Regions from separate parts of the Homo sapiens genome. Here region 2 is linked to region 1. Evidence: chromatin loops called from intact Hi-C (ENCODE). Cell type or tissue: tibial artery. All regions are shown on one strand. Links, peaks and the distances in the headings refer to the core of each region. The heading gives the core; the rest is flanking DNA.

Region 1 (10,795 bases), core at 1-8,000:
CGTCTCCCTCGCTCCGTCTCACTCTCCGTCTTTCCTCTCCTTCTTTTCCTCTGTTTTTCTTTTCTTTCAACACAAAAGTTGGGTTGTGAATTTTCCGAGGTCGCCGCCGCCTCGCCCCCACCCCCCGCCTCTGATCTGCCTAACTATAATTAAAGTGCGTTTTTTGTGGCATTAATAAAGAGTTATTTGTCCGCCGTTTCCACGGTCTTCACAAAGAGTACTTTCATAGGGGCGGCCGCTCGGGCCGCGAGTCCAATTTATACAAAAATGTTGTATTTTTAGCCCTGGGCTCTGTTTAGATGGCGCTCGGTGGAAACGGAGAGCCCTTGGAGGTCCCCCCGTAAAATCTGATAAATGACTCCGAAAAAATAACGCTGGGATTCAGAGGGCTCTCATTAACCCCTTAGGCGCTCCTGTACACGTACCCCCTATTTCCCTCCTCACCTCCAGATCTAGGGCCCCGGGTTGGAGGGATGGGGAGGCTTAGGTTTCCTCCTCCCTAACTTCTGTGCAGGTTGGACGCTGACCCCCAGGGGCTCTTGTGGGATTCGGAGAAAAGGTCATGGGGACCTGAGGGGGGGCAGAGAGGTCAGGAAACGAAGTGGGGGTGGGTGGTGACAGACCGTGGATTCAGCAGACTGGCTCTAAAAGGCGGGAGCCGTTGCCCAAGTTATTTTATTTCCTAAATTCGCGGCCCAAAGCCTAGAGCACCGCTGCAGTTGACACTTTAAGTGTGGTGGCGAGGGAAAGGCTCTGGGGATTTCTTTGCGGGGGGTGGGGGGGTGATACATCCATTGGTTGAAAGGACCCCCACCTCATTGCACGAACAACCCCAAAAAGAGATGGGCCTAATCCGGGACGTGGAAAGACCACAGGGCAGAGGAACTTCGAACCCCCTCCCCGCCCCCGCTCCGCTGTCACTCGTCCCGGGGCAGGGTGAGTGCGTGTGTGCGCGAGCGCGCGGATTGCACGCGTCTGTTAATTTCAAGCCAAGCTTTCGCACCTGTAAACCCACAGGTCGCAGCGCTCACCTTTCGCTTCACCTCTCTAGTGCGGGGATTGTCAGTTTCAGGACATCCCTGCTTCCCCTAACAGAACAAACGCGCGTACACACAAATACACCTCCCGCAGTTACTGCAGAGGCGCTCCGCTCCCCCACCCCAAGAAGAAAACCGGTGTGTATCACATTGCAAAAGCGATTGTCTGGCACTTGATGAGGTGAACTCCAGGTTAATCTCCCCATTACCTACCTGGGTCTGGTCCCTGACGCGCCTCACCCCCGTTATCACCAGCAGAGTGGGGTTGTGCGGCATCTAACAAGCACACACGCACTCTCTCTCTATGGATCCCACACTCACCTCTCCCAAGTTTCCCTCTCCTGCCAAACTGTCCCCACCCAATAAGTAAATAGACCCTTTTCCCCGAAAGCCTAGAGCCCTGGATTCTCATTTTTCCTTGGGTTACCTTCTTCCTCTTCCACCACAAAACAGACACACTCGCGCGGACCGCGGACCAGGGACACTGTACCTGGCGCTGCCGACGGCGCCGCAGGAACACAGTTTTAAATCGGCAATTCAAGCTGCCACCAGCCCCCTCCTCTCCCGACTCAATTTTCGGCTCCCAGCGACACAGCCAACCCCAGAAAGCCGAGGGCGACTGGGGGCTTGCAGCACCGAGGGGAGGCGAAAGCGGCTCAGGACCGGACCCTCCCCCGGGACCGCGCCTCGCTAGGCGCCCCCGGGGCGCTCCACGCCCCCTGCCAGGCCAGCCGCGACCCAGGCAAGTCCATCTTGGGAGCCCCCTCAGGTCCGGGAACCCCTCTTACCAGCCCCCTGAACCTGCGCCGCGGGCGCCAGTGGTCCCGGAACCGCGCTGCCGGCGGGCTGGGGAAGCCCGGGCTGCTGCGGCAGAGAGGAGGGAAGGGGCGGGGCGGGGACCAGTGCCTTCAGGCTCCCGGCGCCCCCTGGCCGGCCCGCCGCTCCGTCTGCCCCGCGCTCGCAGCTAGCGGACCCCGGAGTGCAGCGGAGCGAGCGCGCCCTTACCTGCAGCAGCCAGTGGCCGGTCTCTCCGATGAGCGGGAAGCCCATGGATCCCTTGGGGATGGGCAGCTTGCAGCTCTTGTCGCGAGTGGCGGCCCAGCGCAGCTGCCACAGCTGCTGCGACACGGCCAGCAGCAGCGTCACGGACACCAGGCACGCGGCGAGGGTGGCCAGCGCCGACACCAGATCCAAGCCCTCAAAGAGCATGTTGGCGGCCGCTCGGGGGATTGGCTGTGCCGGCCGCGGCGGGGGAGGGGAGGGCCCGACGGGAGGGGACCGGAGCGGCGGGGGAGGGGAGGCTGCGGCCGGGGGTCCTGGCACCTCCAGCCGAAACAGAGAAGGAGGAAGGGGCCAAGGGAAAGGGAGTGGAGGCTGCGAGGGGAGCGGAGAGAGGGAGGAAAAAAATTGCCTAAAAGAAGAGAGGAAACACGAGGCGACTGGGGTGCAACTTTGTTTGTTTGTTTGTTTGTTTGTTCCTTTATAGCGGGCTTAGGGGCTGCTCAAGGGGTGGTGAGATGAAGCCGTGAGTCAAGCTGGTGGGTTTGCTCTCCCCGCTACCATCACACTCGGAAAACTTTGGAAAACTTTGTCCAGAGGGAGCCTCTCTCTCGTAAGCCCCTTCCCCTGCTCGGAAAAAAAGAAGGGGGCAGAGAGCTAGCAGAGAGAAAGTGCGGTCGATTTGTCAAAAGTATTGCAGTATGGCCCCAAAATTCCTAGGTGAAAAAAAGAAAAAAAGAAAAAATTCCTGAATCCAAAAATTCCAACGAACCCAGAAACTTTGGGGGCGAGGGAGAAAGCTCCCTGGCTGAGGCGAGTGGAGAGGCCGGAGCCTAAAAGTCCCTGGGCTGCCCGGGGCGGCGCGCTCGAGCCCCAGAGCCGCCGCAGCACCCCCGAGGCAGGAGCGGCGGGCGAGGCGGCGAGGCGGGCGCTGCGGCCCGAGCGCGGGTGCGGAGCCGGCGGGCCGCGGCCGGGACGGGACGCAGCCGGCGACAGAGCCCCGGGCGGGCGATGGGGCGGCGGCGGCGGCGGCGGCGGCGGCGGCGGCGGCAGCGGGCGGGAGGGGTGAGGCGGGGTGGGGTTGGGGGAGGAGGTGGAAAACCCGAGCTGGGCTATTGTATCAATTAAGAAAAGGCAGTCCGTCCCGGGACGCGGTCTCTCGGCTCTGGAGTTGCTGCTGGGGGAAGAAATGGGGAAAAAAGAAAGGAAGGCAAAAGGAATGAAAGAGGGGGAAAAGCAGGAGGCAGGATTTCAGGGCTGGTGGTTTTAAAAGCTTCTCTCAATGTGAATTTGAGTCCAAAGCGAGGCGATGCGTGTGTTTATATAGAGGCGGGAGGCTGCGCCGTGGGCGCCCCGCCAGCACCCCCCCGCCCCAACCCGCGCGCTCACAAAGCCGGAGGCGTGGTGAGAGGCCGGGCCCGCGGCCGGAGCTGGAGAGCGCAGCCCGGCCTCCCGCCCCGCCCCGGCCGCCCGCCGCCCGCCGCCCGCAGCCCGCCCGGGACCCACTTGTAGCCGCCGCAGGATCAAACTCAGTTCACCTCTCGCCTCCTCTTCTTTCTCGCCGGCGTCTCGCTGAGCCCAGCGCCTACAGACGGACGAGATGAGACACACGCGCGCGCACCTACGCGCACACACACACAACACACACGCGCACACACACAACACACACACCTCCGCACACACGGTGCGCACTCGCTTAGTGCCTGCTTGGCTTCTAGGCTCCTTCCCTTCCTCTTTTCCTCCTTCCCAGGTCAGCGGTCCCCTCCTCCAGCTCCGAGCAGTCCCTCCTGGGCCGAAGCCCCGGCAGCGGAGGTCCTGGCCGGACTGCCCCCTCGACTGGCAGGCGCCCAAAGCCCTCGAAACTGTGCCTTAGGGTCCCGAGCTTCCAACCCCCGGGATCCCGCTGGCTCTTATCTCCAGGGACCCCTGAGTTACCAGTCCCAATCCCCCTAAGCCAGATCCCCCATTCCCGATCCCTATATCCTCACACCTCCGATGCTAAGGTCCGCCCCCGCCATATGTCTCTTACCCTACGGAACCTGGAGGTTCTCCTGTCCCCGTCAGCGTCCCAGGCTGCTGACTCTGCAGCCCCTCCTTTCCTGCACATTGGGACCCCCCTCCCCTGCTTTTGTAGTCCCCCTCCACCGCCCGCAGCGTCGGGGAACCCCGATACTGGTCCGGCAAGTGTCCTGCGCGGGGACAAACGCGGCGGCCCCGGTACCCAGAGGCGGGAGAAGACGGGCACAAACGTTCATTGATACAAATGAGTAAATAAACATGCTGGGTGAGCACGGCCACCTTCTCAGCGCTGGCAGCAGAGGGCCCGGCGCGCGTGCCTGTGTACGGTGTGCGTGTGGCCCGGGGCCGCACCTGTGTGTTCGCGCGCGTGGCCTTGCGTCGGCCCGACGTCTGAGGAGCGACGTGGTATGTCTGTGGGTTTGTGTATTCTTTGTAGAGCCATGAGTGTGTCTGCGCATCCGTGCATCTGTCATCTGGCCTCTCCTCCTGCGAGCCTGTGTTAACATGGAGCTGCGTACAGCAACCCCGACATTGGTCTAGCTAATGTCTGCCCCTCTCTCTCCCGTGCATCCTGCTTCCCTCAGCCCCCCTTGGCTCTGGCGTTCACTCTCACACTCCCGGAGCCAGAGTCGATATCCCATCTTTAGTTTAGAGTAGTGTGTGTGTCAACGATACTAGACTCCGCTTTTAACACCTTGCCTGCACCCAGTACGAGTTCTGCTTTAGAGTTCACGAGACGAGAATGTGTGTGAGCGTCTAAGGTGCGCACAGATGTGTTGTCCCTCCCTGTGTGAGCGCTTCCGAGGCTGGTGTGGCAGGAGATCTAAACGCTGGTCTAGCTCCTAGCGCTGGGTCACCTCGGCTTCACTCTCTGCCCTGGAACCCCACCTGGTGGGCAGTTATAGTACTACAGATTCGGGGAAACAATTCCCTCTGCTCCCTTTCCGCACTCGCCCTTCATAGTGGGAGATCAGCTCCAAAGGGCCGGGTTGTAGGCTCCCAAAGCACCCCGCTCCTGTGTCAGTGACCTCAGACGTCCACCCCAGGATGCTTGGGGCCGGACACTTACGAAGGCCCTGTCAGGATCACTGTGGTCCTGAAACAGGGGGCTAGGAAGCACCCTCGAAGCAGGGTGGTTTCACAAAACAGTCACATCTGAACAGGGCACGTCAAAGTGCCAGAGCCACCCCACACCCTATCTGAGGATGAGGCTAACATAAAATGGGGTTGGGGGAGATTGTTAAGGTCTTGCTGGCTTGAAGAGCTCTAAGAATCTAGCCTGACCCCCAGACACAGCACTGGCCACAAGGTGGTGAAATGGGCAAGGTAACCCAGGAAAACTCACCTGTGGAAATCTCCATCTCCTAAAGGACAGACATGCACACAGCTTTATAGAGATGCAGATAGATGTACAGGCTGATACTGAGCACACACACACACACAAAGGATCATTGTCACAGTCACAAAACACCCACCTTCCAGCCACCAACCCAAGAGACCACAGGAGGTGTCTGCCGTGTGGGGATCACAGCCCCAGAAGTCCCCCAACACGCCAATTGCCTTCCTCCCATCCCCTCACTCCTGGGTGGGGGTGGCTTTGTGCCCTTTTGTCCTCCACTGCTCAGCCTCTTTTCCTGTTCAGGTATAGAGGAGGAGTTGGGAGGGTTGTGGAGGAGAAATTCTGAGTCCTTACACCCTGTGCCAAGTGGGATCCTGGGGAAAGTCTGCAGGGATGTCACAGCCCCACAGCAATAGTTGCTGGATTTCCTAATTAGAACCGCCTCTCTGCTCAAATCTCAAAAAGTACTTCGGAAAGATGAAAAGGAGAGCATGGTACTCCACTCTAAGACTTCCTGGAGGTGCTGTGGAGAGTGGGGGTGCTGAGGCCATGGACAGGCTTGTGAAGAGGGTGGCTAGGACAGAGAAAGCTCGGCAACTGTCTTTGCCAGTCAGATTCCATCAGAGGACTTTCTTTCATTAACCTCAGATAGACTTCTGACTCTGATCCCAGACAGAGCCCTGCTCCAAACCTCAGTCTAGCCTGTAACCCTGACCTAAAACAGACCTCTGAGTCTAATCCCAGAATGATCCTTAATCCTGGTCAAAGATTGACCCTGTCTCAAAGTCCAGACTGAATCCCAGTACTACCAAGTATCACTTTGGCTACAAAAGTATGACTGGCCCCTTGTAGACTGCCCCAAAGCTGCGGCACAGCTCAACCCCTGAGGCACTTGGGAGCACAAGTGTGTTCTAGGAGGGAATATTTGCCTCATTCTAGCCTTGGGATGATAAGCCTGTTGCCTAGTGGTCATCCCTCTCCCTCCGGGCTGGTTGTAGGAACTCCCAGACTGCCACGCCCCACCACACACACACACACACACACACACACACACACACACACACACACAGAGACAACTCTTTCCCATAGGCCCAGAGCATACCCCCAGGCTTCAGCTATTGCCTGCAGTGCTGCAGTTCAGGGCCTGCGTCACACGACCCTGTAGCCTTTCTGGCACTTTGAAATCAGTCAGAGCAGCCTGGGACATGAGTAAGGAGATGCTGGTTCAAGTGGAGCTCTGCCTGGTGACATTTGCAGTCTTTGGCAGAAAGGGCCTGGGAAATACAGAAGGTAGGCCTCAGGCACTCGGAATATGCAGGCAATGGGCAAGCACAGCCTCTGCACCCACTTCCCTAGCTCAGAAAACACTGCATACAGGGGCAGGTCTGCCTAAAGTCCTGCTGCTCACAAAGACACAAAGCTACACAGCGGTACTGTCTGCCCTGGACTTGCTACACCCAGGAGAATGAAGGCATTACCCCTTACAAGTCCCTTACATGCGTGCAGTCCTGTGTAGCCAGTAATTCTCTTCCACAGCTATTATATTTCAGTGAGATAAAATAGTGAGATAATACTATTTTTAGATATTAGATTTACTTGTTACATTTTGCATTGATGAGAAAACAGAGGGCCAGAGTCCCTCAATGCCCACTCCCGCCACACATACACACACACACACACACACACACACACACACACACACACACACACACTGTATTGTCCTGTTTCCCCTCCCACCACACAAGCACACATCTCCAGGAGCCATGAGATCCTGTCCATTCGGCAGCTTTCTCTTTGTTTAATGTCCATGCTTCTGACAACTAAAGCCGACAACAGAAGGAGCTGTCAATTTTACACTCAATTTTGTATAGTTTTGGCCTTGAATTTTTTCAATTGATGCTAATTTGCTTTTTTTCCCCTAAAATTATTTCTAATCCTTCCACCCGGAGCCAAACAGAAAGGGGGAAAATGTCCAGGATCAAGACGACCACTTGGCCCTACTGGCCAGGGAGTCCAGAGAGCAAAGAGACCAGGAGGCAGTGAGCAGGAGGCAGAGCCGTGTGTTCAGGGACCAGAAGAGTTTGCGAAAGCCCTCCCAGCCTCTGGCCTGCACCTTGGGCTGTCTAGCCTGAGGGACAAAGCCCAGGATTTCGCCTCAGGGAGCTCTTTGCTCTTAGTCCTGTCCTGCCTTGCTGGCATGAAGGAGTCCTTGGAAAACTCAGCTCTCGGCTCCTTCTCATTCTTCCCAGGGCCTCGGGCTGGCTCCCTTCTGTTCTAAGTCTTCTTGGTACACTGCCTGACAGTGGCGGGGCCCTTTGCCTGCAAGATACCAAGTCCCATGGGGAAACGACATTTCTGAGGAGCTATGGAGGAGAGGGACCTGGGGCGGCAGGTCCTGCCCAGACCCTTCTCCAGAGCCAGAGCAGAAACTGTGACTCCGGTGGGTCAGGGATGCCGCTTTCCCCTGGAACCCAGCTTGTGGCCCCAGATATTCATCCCGAGGCCCAGGTGCCTACCCTTCCCCCACTTCGTGCCCTCCCTCCAGAGCCGGCGCCACAAGATCGGCAGCCCCCATCCAGTGCCCAGTCCTCAAGGGCAGCTTAGAGGGCGCTCCCTGCCTGTGCCCTGGCTGTTCTGACAGGGGCTGGGATCCCTGCTGTCCAGGCTGGGTGGGGATAGGGGTGTATGGTGGCACTCAACCCAGCTCAGCTTGGAAATCACCGCGGTACCAGGAATTCTGCCTTTAGGGGCTAAACTCTTCTCCTCCCCCCACCCCTTGCAGCTTCAGGGGCTCTGAGGCTGTGTAGAGAATTCACTGACCCCCGAAAACCACCGCCTGCCAGAAACCCACCCAGCCCACCCGCGCCTTGGAGAGGCCATCCTGCTGTTTCAGTGTTGCTGAAACAGAGCTGGGTTCTGGGCTCTGTGTGTTTATTTCCTAAAGGCTGGCTTCTTCTCCTTCTTTGTTCCTTAGTGCCACTTGCTCCCACCCCACCCCCAGGTATCTTCGGATTTTGATTTCGTTTTGTTTTAGATAACAACCACTATCCAGGCATCTCTACCTGGCAGAGCCAGATGCAGGCACAGCCTGGCCCCTCACTCCCAGCCCCTCAGAGAGGAACAGTGAGGAGGGAGCCCCTCACCCACTCCTCTGCAGCCTTCTACGAAGGCGGTGGCCTTTGGGAAAGAACTTTGCTTCTTTCCCCTTTGCCTGAATATGAAACAAGCCTCACGTCATACCTCATCTCAGAAATCTCAGCTTCAGAGACTTGCCTCAAAAGGAATTTTCAAAAAGAAGTGGAAATACCCCCATCATCCCCTGTCAAAGCCCCAAACTCAGTCCTTTTCCTCCCACCCCACACCCAACCCCAGTGAAAGCAATCCAAAAAAGGACTTGCCAATGGAGAGGACGGGTAGGTGCGAAGAACGCAGCTGACAGCTGTGTCCAAATCAGCACGGCCTGGAAAAGAGTAGCCTGCTCGGTGGCAATGGGACACCGGCAGTGCCCCAAGCTGGCTGTGGCTGGCAGCGACACTGCTGCAGTGATGGCGTTCCCTCAGGCCCGGGGAGCCAAGAGCCCTTTATAGCCTGAAACCTGCCCTGGCACCGCCTACTGGGCGGTTGCAACGAGGGCCTGCAACTAGGGGAGTCTCTAGGAGCTGGGAGGGCATTCGTCCCAGGACCCCAGGGCCAGGGCCCCACACACAAGAATCTGGGATTCAACCTCCTCCCACCAAGGCAACTGTATGTCCTGGTATGTGTACGAGACTGTGTGTGTGTGTGTGTGTGTGAGTGTGTGTGTGTGTGTGAGTGGGCATGTGCTCGTGCTTAAACGTCCATTCAAAGACCTCAGATCTCATTCCCTCATCCTCTTTCTCTGGCAGTAACAGTTTTTGAAAGGATGGGGAGAGCAGTGTGTTTCTGCTCAGTTTATCAAATTACACTCAGTGACAAAGGACTGAAGTGCATTTTCTTGAAGGCTTGACAATTGGGATCCAGGAAGAAAAAAGAGGCATGACAGAGAACCCAGAGCTTTTGTCGAAGGTAAAACACGGATATGAAAAGAGGGGGGTGTGGTTGGGTGGCTTTCAGTGAATTTGTCTTCATGTTGCTTGGTGTTAAAAACTGCTTCCCCCCACCCTCCACCCAAGCTACAAACATCTCACAGATCCCAGAAATTGCAAGATTGTTGATTTTTAAAAGGAACACTGTTCATTTTGGCACAGGCTGAATCAGACAAGCTGGGGCACAGCCTCCTCCCGCAGGGCCCCCAGGTTCTCTTTCCAGCCTCCCATGCCAGGGAAGCCTCCTCTGAGAGGTCACTTACCAAGATCCAGTGCCCTCCATACTGCTCACTTCAGTCTGTCCAGCCAGCTTCTCCTTAGGGGTACAGTTGGGACAGGAATGGGGTGGGCTTCTCCCTGCCATTCAAAGTTCTGTCCTGCACTTGAACTCCGAGGGTTGCTAGATGGAGAAGAATGGACTCTGGGGGCAGGTTTGGCCTGGAAGCAGAGCACACAGGGGCCCTGGACTGTTTATCTCAGAGGTTCGCATTCTTTGGGAGCAGAAGGGAAGCCAACAACCTAAGTGACCAGCCTCAGGTGCAGAAGGCTAAGAGGAAAAATATCCCCTTATCTAGAGCTTGGAGACGATACCTGAAGCAAGTCCACCCTGCCTGCTGTTCCCAGCTGGCTTTTGTTCATAAGCCCACCACAGGCAGACCAGCCAACTAACCAGGAGCCTCGCCCAGAGACCTCAGAGAGCAGAGTCAACCTGAGAATCTAGTTGGCAGAGCTCTCCATTCCCAAGTCCAAAATGCTACCAAATCACTTCCTCTCGCCTGAGGCTGAGACTCCTGCCCACCGCCTCTCAGGAGATGGAGAGGCAGAGCAGAGAGGCTGGGTGGTGGCCTGCCTGAATATCTACCTTTCTTCTCATGCCTACAGCCCAGCTCCAAGCTCACAGGGGCCCTGCTGCTGGAGCTTTAGCTAGTTTCTTCTCCAGACACTGGTGTGGCGGCTGGAGCATAAGAGAACAATTTCCGGCGAGACTCCCACTCCCCATCTCCACTGTTCTGACAGCCAAGGTTATTCTGGCACATGCCTGTGAAGATTTCACCTGGTCCCCCACTGCCTGGGCCTGACCACTCTGCCCAAGAAGTTCTTGGAAGAACTGTTGCCTTTCTAGTACATTGTGTCCATCAGCATCCCCACCAAAGCTCTATGCTTTCTGTCAAACCCAGCTTCAATACAAGCTCCTTGGTGCCACACCCCCAGCAACCAGATGGCAGCTCTGATATCCTTTCTGTATGGAAAATCCGGAGCACCTCTGAGTCTCTCTTCTAATTTTCCCTCCATTGGTTTCATTCTTTCCTCACTATCCTGCTATTCCAAATGTATTA
Region 2 (10,860 bases), core at 1,577-9,576, 220 kb before region 1:
GGGTTTGGCAAAGCTATGACCTAAAAATCATAATTCATTCAAGAAAAAAAATTGATAAATTGGGCTTCCTTGAAATAAAAACTTCTGCTTTTCAAAAAACACAATTTTAAAAAACAAAAAGACACAACACATTTGGGAGAAAATATTTTAAAACACAGATGTAATAAAGAATTTGCATGCAAAATATAAAAGTAACTCTTAGAACTTAATAGGAAGACAATTAGCCCAATTTAAAAATGTACAAATGATTTAAACACTTAACCAAAGAGGATACATGGATAGCAAATAAGCACATGAAAGGATGCTCAACACCATTAATCATTAGGAAAAATATAAATTAAAACCACAATGTGATACCACTACACCCCTAAAATGGCTAATGTTAAAAAAGTTGACAATACCAAATGCTACTGAGGGATGTGAGTAATTGGAACTTTCAAACATTGCCAGTGGAAATGCAAAATAGTACAGCCTCTTATGAAAACAGTTTGGCAGTTTCTTATAAAGTTAAACATACTCTTACTATATACACATGACTCAGTAATTCTACTCCTAGGAATTTACCCAAGAAAAATAAAAACATATGTTCACCCAAATGAGTGGTATGTAAATTTTCATGAGTTTTATTCATAATAGTCCCAAACTGGAAGTAACCCAAAAGTTTATCAACTAGTGAATGGATATACAAATTATATCTATACAATGGAATACTACACAGCAATAAAAAGGAATGCAATATAGTTGTCCCTTCTTAATCATGGTTCTGCATCTGTGGATTCAATCAACTATGGACTGAAAATATTTGGAAAGAAAAATAGATGGTTGCATCTGTACTGAACATTTACAGACTTTTTTCTTATCATTATTCCCTAAATGATACAATATATTACATAGCATTTACATTGTATTTGGTATAAGTAATTTAGAGATGATTTAGAGTATATGGGAGAATGTGCATAGCTTAAATGCAAATACTACCTCATTTTATATCAGGGACTTGAGCATCCATGGATTTTGATACCCATGGGGGATCCTGAAGCAATCTTCTAGGGATGCCAAGGGATGATTGTATTGATACATGCAACAACATGAATGAATCTCAAAAGCATTATATACAAAGCGAGAGAAGCCACACATGAAAAGCTACATGCTATCTGATTCCACTTATTTGATGATATGGTTCGCATTTGTGTCCCCACCCAAATCTCATGTCAAATTCTAATCCCCAGTGTTGGAGAAGGGACCTGGTAGGAGGTGATTGGATCATGAGGGCAGACCTCCCCCTTGCTGTTCTCGTGCTAGTGTGTGAGTTCTCACGAGATCTGGTTGTTTAAAAGTGTGATACCTAGGCCAGGCATGGTGGCTCACGCCTGTAATCCCAGCCCTTTGGGAGGCTGAGGTGGGTGGATCACCTGAGGTCAGGAGTTCGAGACCCACCTGGCCAACATGGCGAAACCCCATCTCTACTAAAAATACAAAAAATTAGCTGGGCGTGGTGGTGAGTGCCTTTAATTCCAGCTACTTGGAAGGCTGAGGCAGGAGAATTGCTTGAACCTGGGAGGCAGAGGTTGCAGTGAGCAGAGATTGCGCCATAGCACTCTAGCCTGAGCAGCAAGAGCAAGACACCGTCAAAAAAAAAAAAAAAAAAAAGTGTGGTACCTCCCCCTGCTCTCTCTTCCTCCTTCTCCAGCCACATAGGATGTGCTTGCTTCCCCTTTGCCTTCTGCCATTAATATAAGTGTCCTGAGGCCTCCCCAGCCACGTTTCCTGTACAGACTGCAGAACCATGAGTCAATTAAACCTCTTTTATTTATAAATTCCCCAGTCTCAGGTAGTTCTTTACAGCAATGTGAGAATGGGCTAATACATTTGACATTCTGGAAAAGGCAAAGCTATAGGAATAGAAATCATCTAGTTCTCCCCAAGTTCACAAGCATAAATATTCTCCATGTTAATTCCTTCCATGCAAATAAACTCACACAAAAACAAATTTGTGTGGGAAAAACTCAGATTCAAGCTTTCCCATCTTAACATTCAGAGGGATGTTTATTACCCATGTTATTTATAATAGACATTTAAAATAAAAGTTCGGCAGACAAGAAGGCAGGCATCCAATTATGTTATAGAAAATGTTAATGACCCAGGGAGATGTTTATGTCAGAATAGGAAAAATAGAAACACTAATAGCTCACAACTATGGACTGGCCACTGCACAATAGGCAGCCCTCTAGATACTTTCTATGTGTTACACCGTTTCATCCTGGCAACTACTATATCATTATTGCTGTTATTGTTTTGTCAATTTCAGATGAGGGACCGGAGGTTTAGGAAGTTGATGAAACATGCCAGCAAGTAAGTGGTGGGGCTGAGATTTGAACTCACGTAGTCTACTAGACTCAAAACTCTAACCATTACACTTTACTGTTTTCTATTCTGCATGGCTTTAAATCTGTACTTACACACACACACACACACACACACACAACATAGGCCTAGAAGCAATTGTACCAAAATGTTAACAAGTTACCTCTGAGTGGGAGTTATAGGTAGCTTTTCTTTTATTTTGCTTCTCTATGCTTTTAGATTTGTACAAAAGACAAAGAGTATGATGTTTATAATGAAGAAATCATATATGTGGTTTAAATAGCTGAAGACACAGTCTTGTCTCAAAAGTTGCATACTCAAGAGACATTACATTCCAAGACCAGAGCTTAGTCCCTGTAAAACAAGTATGTCACCCTAAGGAGGACTTGCACCCCCCCAGCTCTACCCTCTTCTCTCCAGTCCCCCCACCTCAGGAGTCTAGGATGAGCAGAAGCACTGTCTCCAGAGAAAAGCCTTCCAGTGCCTCTGCCAGGCATGCTGGATGGCAGCCGGAGAGAGTCTAGGAAAGTCTAGCTCCCCCTGAGTCTGATGCCACTAGGGCTGGCCCTGGGTCCTCAGCTGGGCACAGGCAGCAAAGACCCAGGTCTCCCACTCCTGAGGATGGGGTGGCCAGATGATAAAGGACATGGAGTCATGAGGCAGTGGTGGCAACAGTTAATAGAAATAAGAAAAGACCTGTTTGATTAAGCCACGTCTTTCCTTCCCAGACCCCCTTTTCTCTCCCTGGGCTGTATTCAAACCCCATTGCATTTGGAGGGAAATCCAACCCATGTGTTTCTGATTCATTTACACTTAACTCATCAAAATCCTGTTTTGAAAGAGGCCATTGGATGGTCTACAAAGTCTGAGCAAAGCTCCCTGCCGCCGCGGGCTGGTTGTGGACTCACCAAATACCCCTTCTAATCCACCAGGCCTGTGGGCAGGCTCTGCACCACAGTGAAGGCTGTCTGAGTGTCTGCTCCCCAGCCTCGGCCCCCTTGGAGCCCTCCCTCACCGCCTTCTGCCTCTTTGAGAACTCCCAGGCTGCCTGCGAGGGTCTGGAAAACTCACACATCCCTGAGGGACAGGCACAAAACATGCCACCCTTCCTGGGCCAAAGCTATGTTTAAAATGAACTTGTAAAGCAAATGCTGAACCCAAAAGAGGGAGGCTCATGGTGAGATCACAGGCATGGGTGGTGCATTTCAGGGGCCTGCAGAGGCCTCCATCACAGTAGGATGCTGTGCTCATCTTAGAGATAAGTGATGGGAGAGATGAGCAGTTGCCTTGTTGCCCAGGACTGTCTCCCACCCAGAGTCAGAACCTAAGTTATTTCTCAGCCTCGGACCTTCTTGGATTGGATTTGAAAGAGAAGTCAGTCTTCCCTCAAGAGCAGGACACCTAGTTCCCATCTTTGGGGCTTGGCAAATTTTCATGGGTCTGTGTGGGGTGGTGTCAGCTACTGGTGCAAAGGCAAGTTCTCCCAGGCAGACATTTGGAAGTCATTAAGCCAAAATATGGTTGACTCAGATACAAAGCATGCCAGAGCTAGAAAAGACCTTGGAGAACTTTGTGGTCCAGCCCCCATGCTTACAGATCAGTCCCCATGAGATCCCCCTCCAGAAGGAGTTGGAGTAAGCCAAGCTCCTCCAACTTGCTGTGTTGGGAGAGCATGGGGTGTGGTCAGGAGAGACAGGAAGTTTGGGTCCCCTCCAAGCAAGGCCTAAGATGAAACACATGGGAACCAAGAATGGAACTAAAAGAGTGAGGACCTAGGTCCTTCCATGTGACCATTACAATGGGCTTTGACTTCGGGGCAACCCCTTCCTTGCGTTGTTCCCTTTGCCCCGTGGTTACTGGAGGGACAAATCTTCAGAACTTGCTAAGAGGGTGTATGCAGTTGGGAACCAGAAGGCAAGCAGTGCTCTGTGGGAAGCTGAGGGGGACACCAGAGGCTGACTGAAACAAGAGGGTAGATGGATGAATAATAACAGAACTGTTTACTGGGGGTCCTTCAACCGTGGAGCTCAGAGAGGTTCAGTAATTTTTCCCATATCACACAGCTACTAAGTGTTGGCACCAGAGTCCAAATCTACATCATCCTGGCTCTAAAAGTCATGCAACCAAATAAATAGTCAGGGGATGGGAGCACAGAGGGGGAAAGAAAGCTAGACATGGCTCTGTGCTCACTGTTGTGCAGGGTTGATACTCAAGGAAGCTCCCAGAAGGAGGTGCTGTGTGCAGGGTCTGGAAGGAGAGGAGCAGCAAGGCTTATGGTGGAGGGGAGGAGGATGGTCCAAATGGAGGGATCAGGTGGGAGCCAGTTGAGGCGCAGCTGCTCTGGGCACTAATGGCATGTGGTGGTTGCACCTGGAACCTACCAGCAGGTGGCAGTATTTCAGAACAAGAAGAGCGTCAAGTCGGTTAGGATAGTGATAGAAAGTAGAGATGCTGAGCTCTTAGCGTGTATTCCAGGCATTGTCGTAAACATATTATACAGAGCATTTCATTGAAGCTGCACGACAACTCTTTGAGATAGGTACTATTATTAGCCTCATTTTCCACATGAGAAGGGTTTAGTAAGGGTTTAGTAAGAGAAGGGTTTAGTACGTTGCTCAAGGCCTCAGAGGCAGGAAATACTGGAACCAAGATTCTTACCAGGCAGTCTAAACCCAGGCCTAAGTCTCTGTAGTTGTAACATCATAACTCAACTGATAGGCAGATACTGCATTTCTACCATGCATTTAGCATTGCACTGGGCTAGGGACTCAAAAGAGATCTAGACAATATCCTTGCTCCTGGGGCCCAGCCAGCTGATTTGGGTTTTACAAATCAATGATTCTAAGCCTCATAATGATTGACAATAGGTACATGCAGGGCAGCAGGTGGTGGGGCTGAGCAATGACCAGAGTCCTCAGACCCGGACTCAAAGCCTGGCTCCTCCACTTGCTGGCTGGGTGGCCTTGGGTATGTTCATTGATGTCAGAGGGCCTCAGTTTTTTCATCCATCTATAATTGGGTATAATATTGACCTCATGAGGATGAAATGTGAGAACACATGTAGAGAATTAGGCATGGAGTAGATCATGTGTTTTACCAAAATGACAGCAAATATCAAATACAAAAGGCAATGGGAGCCTAGAGGAGCAGTCTTGAAGTGAGTTTCCAAGACTGAGCAGTTTGGCTGACAGAGGAGGGTGAGGAGTGCAGCCTAGGAGGGAAACACTGACAAGCCATGGAGATTAACAGGCCATGATGCCTGAAAAAACACGAGCAGGGAGGAAAGGAGCTCAGTGAGCACCCTGGAATTCCATGGAACCAGGCACTGCCATGGGCTCAAGGACTGGGAAACATCACCTTCAGAGGGTTTCAAAACGAGCTGGATTTAAACAAGCAAGCAGATGGCACCAAGCACTCCATCAGCACACGGTCATTCAACCAGCATCTCATGGGCCCACTAAGTGCCAACCACGCTTCTTGAGTTGGTCCAGCCTGGGCTTTTCTTCCTGCACTGTAGGGGTGTCTCTGCAGTTGCTCAGAGCACTGTCTTCCCCTCAACTGGACCCAACATGCTCCGGCCCCTGCTCTGCCCAGAACGTCTGTGAGCAACCTGGTTCTTGTCAGAAGTTCCTGACAAGCTCTGCAAAATCCAGCCCTCTTGTGACTCCACCAGACATACCCCCAGGGGAAGAAAGGGTACCCCACCAGGGCAGGAGGTGGCAAGACAGTCTCTGCCCCCCGGGAGGGGTGAGTCATTCAGGGAGGATGCCTGCCTCAGGCACTGTGGGAGATGAGGAGGAGCCCCGTGTATCTGCAAGCACAGGGTCACCTGAGGGCGTGCAGAGCTGGAAGAAGCTGAGGCATTCAGGCAGCAGGGCCTGTGCCTCCTCTCCGCCTCCATTTCTGACTTCCAAGTCTTCAGAAGCGACAGCTAGGACATCCTCTGGCTCCCCTCCAGCCACACTGTGCCTCCCGCACACACACCTCCCTCTGATTCTAGCCCTCCTTCTCGAGATATGGCAGGAACTAAGGCCAGTGGCTCTTCAGGGTGGATGGGGGTTGACACGAGGGTGCATCTGGCTCTGGTGCTATCTGCACAGAGGTGCGTTCCTTCCCTAGGCCCCCCACTCACACCCAGAAACATGATCATTCATTCCATCATACACCCAGCTGGGGCTGGGGGAGGCCATGACAGGTGGGCCAGCAGGGGTGGTGGGGATGGGGCGCCGCGATCTTCTCCCAACCCCCTCAAAAGACAGATATGTCCCCTCTGAACATGCTGGGGGAGATTATTTTAACAAGCACTTTTGTACCAGGAAATCAGTGTGTTTAACCTAACAAGCAAAGAACAGCCCAGCGGGGCCCATAAATCTAGTTCCCACCTATTAATTTTACGGCCTACATAAAGCAGTGTTGAAGTCCAAAGTATATGTGACCTAAAAAGGCATTGCTCATTCTGACACATATACGACGTGGCCAGGACTCGAACCCTGACCCTGACCCTCACTCCAGGAAGCCAGCTCCCAAGCCTTACAGAGTGCAGAGGCTCATGCTGCAGAAACCCACCCAGGCTCCTTGTGAAAGAACAGGACAGCTGGAGGCAACAACTGTGGAGAGGGCTGGAGGACGTGGGCACCGCTGAGGCTGGGTTAGTGAGGACACCCTGCTAGAGACCCCAACCGCTCCCAGGGCTGACGTGTACAGTAGTGCAGGTTGGTCACTGCCCAAAGGCACCCAGATGAGAGGACAAGTGGAGGCTGAAATCTAACCTGCACCTGATGTACCATGCCTATCCCACAGGGACAGGGCTGCTTCTGTCCAGAGAGGGGCCTTTTAAAAAATCCATGCAAAGGTACTATACAGATTGTCAGCTCCCTTGGATAAATCTCGATCCCCATTCTAACTGTTTCAAATATTGACCCCTAACCAGTGACTCACTGTACTCCCAAACCAATTACATGCCCTCCCACCAGGGAAATCCATGACCACTGTCGACGCCTAACATCAGTTCCATGGGATAATCCCCAACCCCAAGCATGATTTAATAGGGTCACCCACCATGCAGTGACCACAACTGGGCTACTCTGGCCGCCCATAGCAACGGCACATTGATCCCCACAAAGTCATTAGGACAAGAACAACCTCAAAGCTAAGCCAGCTCAATTCCATGCTGATACTACAATAGAAGAAACAAGCTGAGGAACCTGAATGCCAGCGACCCACTTACTACACCCCTGGCCACATGCCGATTTCCCAACCCCGAGTGCACAGCAGTGCTCAGTACCTGCTGTTTTGCCCCTTTAGACTTATGCCCCACCCTCCTCCACCCTGTCTGTACCCAGGAGGCTGACCTCCAGGAGGTACCCCGCACCTCCCCTGCCCTCTAGCTCAGCTGGGGTTCCCAAATGGAAGCCCCTACTAGTGAGCTAAGGCAGGGAGCCCCCACTTCAGAGGCTCGTGCTCTCTGTCAGGGCTTTTGCTTTATCTCCAGGAGTCATGTGGAATTCATGCTCCACAGTCTGTCTTTGTTAGCTTTACCACTGAAGTGTCTTTCTGAGGTTAGGTTCCCGGGAGGAAGCCTGAGACAAGGGTGTGAGAGCAAGTCCTTGTACTTGGGGCTGTGATCCCAGGAAACAACACAAGGCAGTGGCGCTGTGAGCTGGGGAAGGAAGGAAGCCCACCCCAGGTAGATAAATGAGCAAGAGACGATTGCAGGCAAGGCACTCAGGCAGGCTAAGGCCCTGCAGCCGGGGTATTTATCTACCAATTCCTGCCTGTCTTCGTGTTGGCCTATCGCTGGGCATTGGCATCAGGCCGTTCCGGCTTGCTCAGTGCGGACTGAGCCTGCTCCCCCAGCCAACACCCTCAGACAGAGTCACAGGTGCTGCGGCACAAAGCTGTCAGCATATTAAGGATGGTGAGGACCAAGGGTGTGTGGGCAGTAGCATTTGCTGCACTGTTTTTGCCCAAATATTCAAGTAAGTTCGATCATTGGGTCCCCTGGTTTCTGCATTCCCTAAGAAGCCCCATTTAAGAAGGTCCGTTCCCAGGACTTCCCACTCGAAACCAAGTACTGACTCCATAAACTCCCTTTCCACCAATTCCTACAGCCCATTCTCACCCTTGTGTCACAGCGACAGTGACCTCCAACCCCTCTGCATGTGGAACCCTGGCCCAGGTTGTTGGCTCATTCTGACTCAGCCTCCAAGTGTCTGTTTATGAGACTTCCTTCCTCTAGGAGTCATCCTTGAGAGACTCCTCATGCACCCTTTCCCCAACTTCATCCATACCCTAACCCCTCCAACTGAACCTCAAACACTCACTACCTAATCCCCAAACACACACTGCCTACCCCAAATCTGGCTGTACCCTGACCCTCAAACCTATGAACACAATAAGCAAACACCCTCACACTGCAAGCACAGCTGCACCTCGAATCCTCAATCACAAGTGACCCCAAATCATGCTGATCCCCCAATTCCAACTACACACTGATGCCTCAGTTTCATCCCTAACCACACACTGGCCCAAGACACAACCACATTGGAACATTTAGCCACGTGTTTCTCTCTGAACTCAGTCACACATGGCGATGCCCCAACCCCTAATACACACCGGCTCCCTGTCCCAGACAACACACACGCAAACCCTCTCAATTCTAGAAGACACTGATCCACCAAGCCCCAGCTGTTTGCCAGCTGCCCAACCACAGGCCGACCCCAATCTCAATCATGGCCTGTCACTCCCATCTCCAGCCTCCCATGGATCCTAACCCCCCTAATTAGAGCCCCTGGCACAGACACCCCAAGCTAAACACTCACTGACTCCATGAACCTTAACCAAACAATGACCTCAATCCCAGCCAACCCAAGACCTTAAAACAAGGCCACACCCTTAACTCTAGAACTTCACCTCATACGAAGACTTACCAAGCCTTACCAAAGCTGATTCACCAAACTTCACCTCAGACCAACCCTCAGTGTCTCAAGCTTACACTGATCTTCAAACCCCATCCATGCCCTAACCTCCAGCCCAAGTCTACCTAACAAAGACATGTCAACCCTGAAGCCAAATGTCACACTAATGCTCAACCTGGCTACAAGCAGAACACCCCGTGCCAAACCTCACTGCCCCTCCACTTAAAGAGAGGGCACTCTGATGGCAGCCCTAAGCTTGCCCACGGTTCACCGATCCCCTAGCCACATTGAACCCCCAGCTACACTGGGCCTTCAAGTCCTGTACACACACCAACCCACCACAAAACATGCCCAGCCCAACCTTATTCAGTGCCCTTCAATCTCACCCACACCTCAAGGAACCTTTGATTCCATTCTCACAGAGACTACCCAAGTTGAACTGCACCCTTCTTCTCTAGCACAGCTTCACCCCAGGGACCCCGTGACCCCACACAAGCCCCCACCACCACCACAGGGATCATGTTCAAAGGGGGACATCTGCAGCCTCAGTGGTCAGCAGCACCACTCCTGGCTCCTGAAACCCTCCTTCGTGTTCATCTCCGCAACTCAGGGAAGGCACCGGAAGCTGTTGTCTAGCAGCACTGGGACAGCCCAACAATGCTCCTCCTTTTGTCTGTACCTCTCTCGACTACCAAGTTCCTCTCCAAAACACTGGCCTCTTCCACGCGGTGCAATTCCCTTGTTCCTAGTTCAGGTCCCTAGGACCCACCTTGGTAGGCTATACTGAGCTGGTCGTGCTTGTCTGTGCAGCCTGCAGGGCAGAGGGGTCCAGAGCCTGGGCAGTTGTCCTGCTCAGTTGCCCACAGGTTTTATGATCTTGGCTGGTCACTTCTCCTCTCTGGGACTTGTTTGATCCTGTGCATCAGAGGTCAGCACACTACTGCCTGCCAATCAAAACCCACCCTGCCCACTCAGTGACCTATTATCCAAGGCTGCCTTTGCACTGCAGTGGCAGAGAACAGTAGTTTCAAAAAAACTATGCGGGGCTCAAAGCCGAAAATATTGACTATCTGACCCTTACAGAAAAAGCTTGCAGCCCCCCTGTTTTGCATCCCCCTACCTTCCTTTTAGAGGATGTAATCATACTGGAGAGTTCTCCGTGTGAAGGCTTGAAAACAGGATACCCCTCTTCCTTCTCTGGGCTTCTCCAGGAAGATGCTCTTTAATAACGTGTTGATTATTCATTATGCTGATAATAAAACCTGTGATTTCCTGCCCCTCTCCCTGTGGAGGAGGGGCTAAAGGAAGACCACAGGGTCAGAGACAAGGCCTCAGGGGTTTGATAGCAATATTGGGATGCCCCAGTCTTTGTTTATTGTGGAGGTTCTTCCGACATTATTGCTTTTGTTTATTGAAACCCAACCCCCATGGTACTTAGCACCCTTGGCAGTGGGCCCAGACCTGCCCAGGCCCCAGCCTGCCACTCCTGGCCAAGAAGGGAGCCGGGTAGGGAGAGCACTGGCCAGGCCCAATTCTGGAGTCCTGTTTGCTTACAGCCTAAGGCGCGCCCGCTGGCCCC

The links. Hi-C counts contacts between places; a loop is a spot of excess contacts. Peaks named below come from ENCODE experiments on the same cell type or tissue, not always from the same donor. Only the 100,000 strongest peaks of a DNase experiment are listed, where the experiment ranks them.
Region 2: it touches region 1 in a loop (9-fold over the local background); 89 of 110 quality-filtered maps call a loop at or near these places.

What each region holds. Positions count from the first base shown.
Region 1 is chr2:72,145,589-72,156,383 of GRCh38, forward strand. CYP26B1 (cytochrome P450 family 26 subfamily B member 1) reads right to left here and starts at 2,274. Exons shown (of 6, transcript NM_019885.4): 1 at 2,043-2,274. The coding sequence starts at 2,246. RefSeq lists enhancers at 950-1,472, 1,662-2,163 and a silencer at 5,589-5,764. In tibial artery, for the core only: a CTCF peak has its summit at 4,947 (motif pointing left); DNase peaks (open chromatin) are centred at 1,213, 2,273, 4,413, 4,953 and 2 weaker places; H3K4me3 peaks cover 4,887 bases; H3K27ac peaks cover 1,178 bases; H3K27me3 peaks cover 5,664 bases.
Region 2 is chr2:71,919,384-71,930,243 of GRCh38, forward strand. No RefSeq gene overlaps it. Among named protein-coding and RNA genes, the nearest start is that of CYP26B1, 220 kb to the right of the region's middle. RefSeq lists an enhancer at 10,487-10,860. In tibial artery, for the core only: a CTCF peak has its summit at 4,750 (motif pointing right); DNase peaks (open chromatin) are centred at 4,728, 6,148 and 8,228.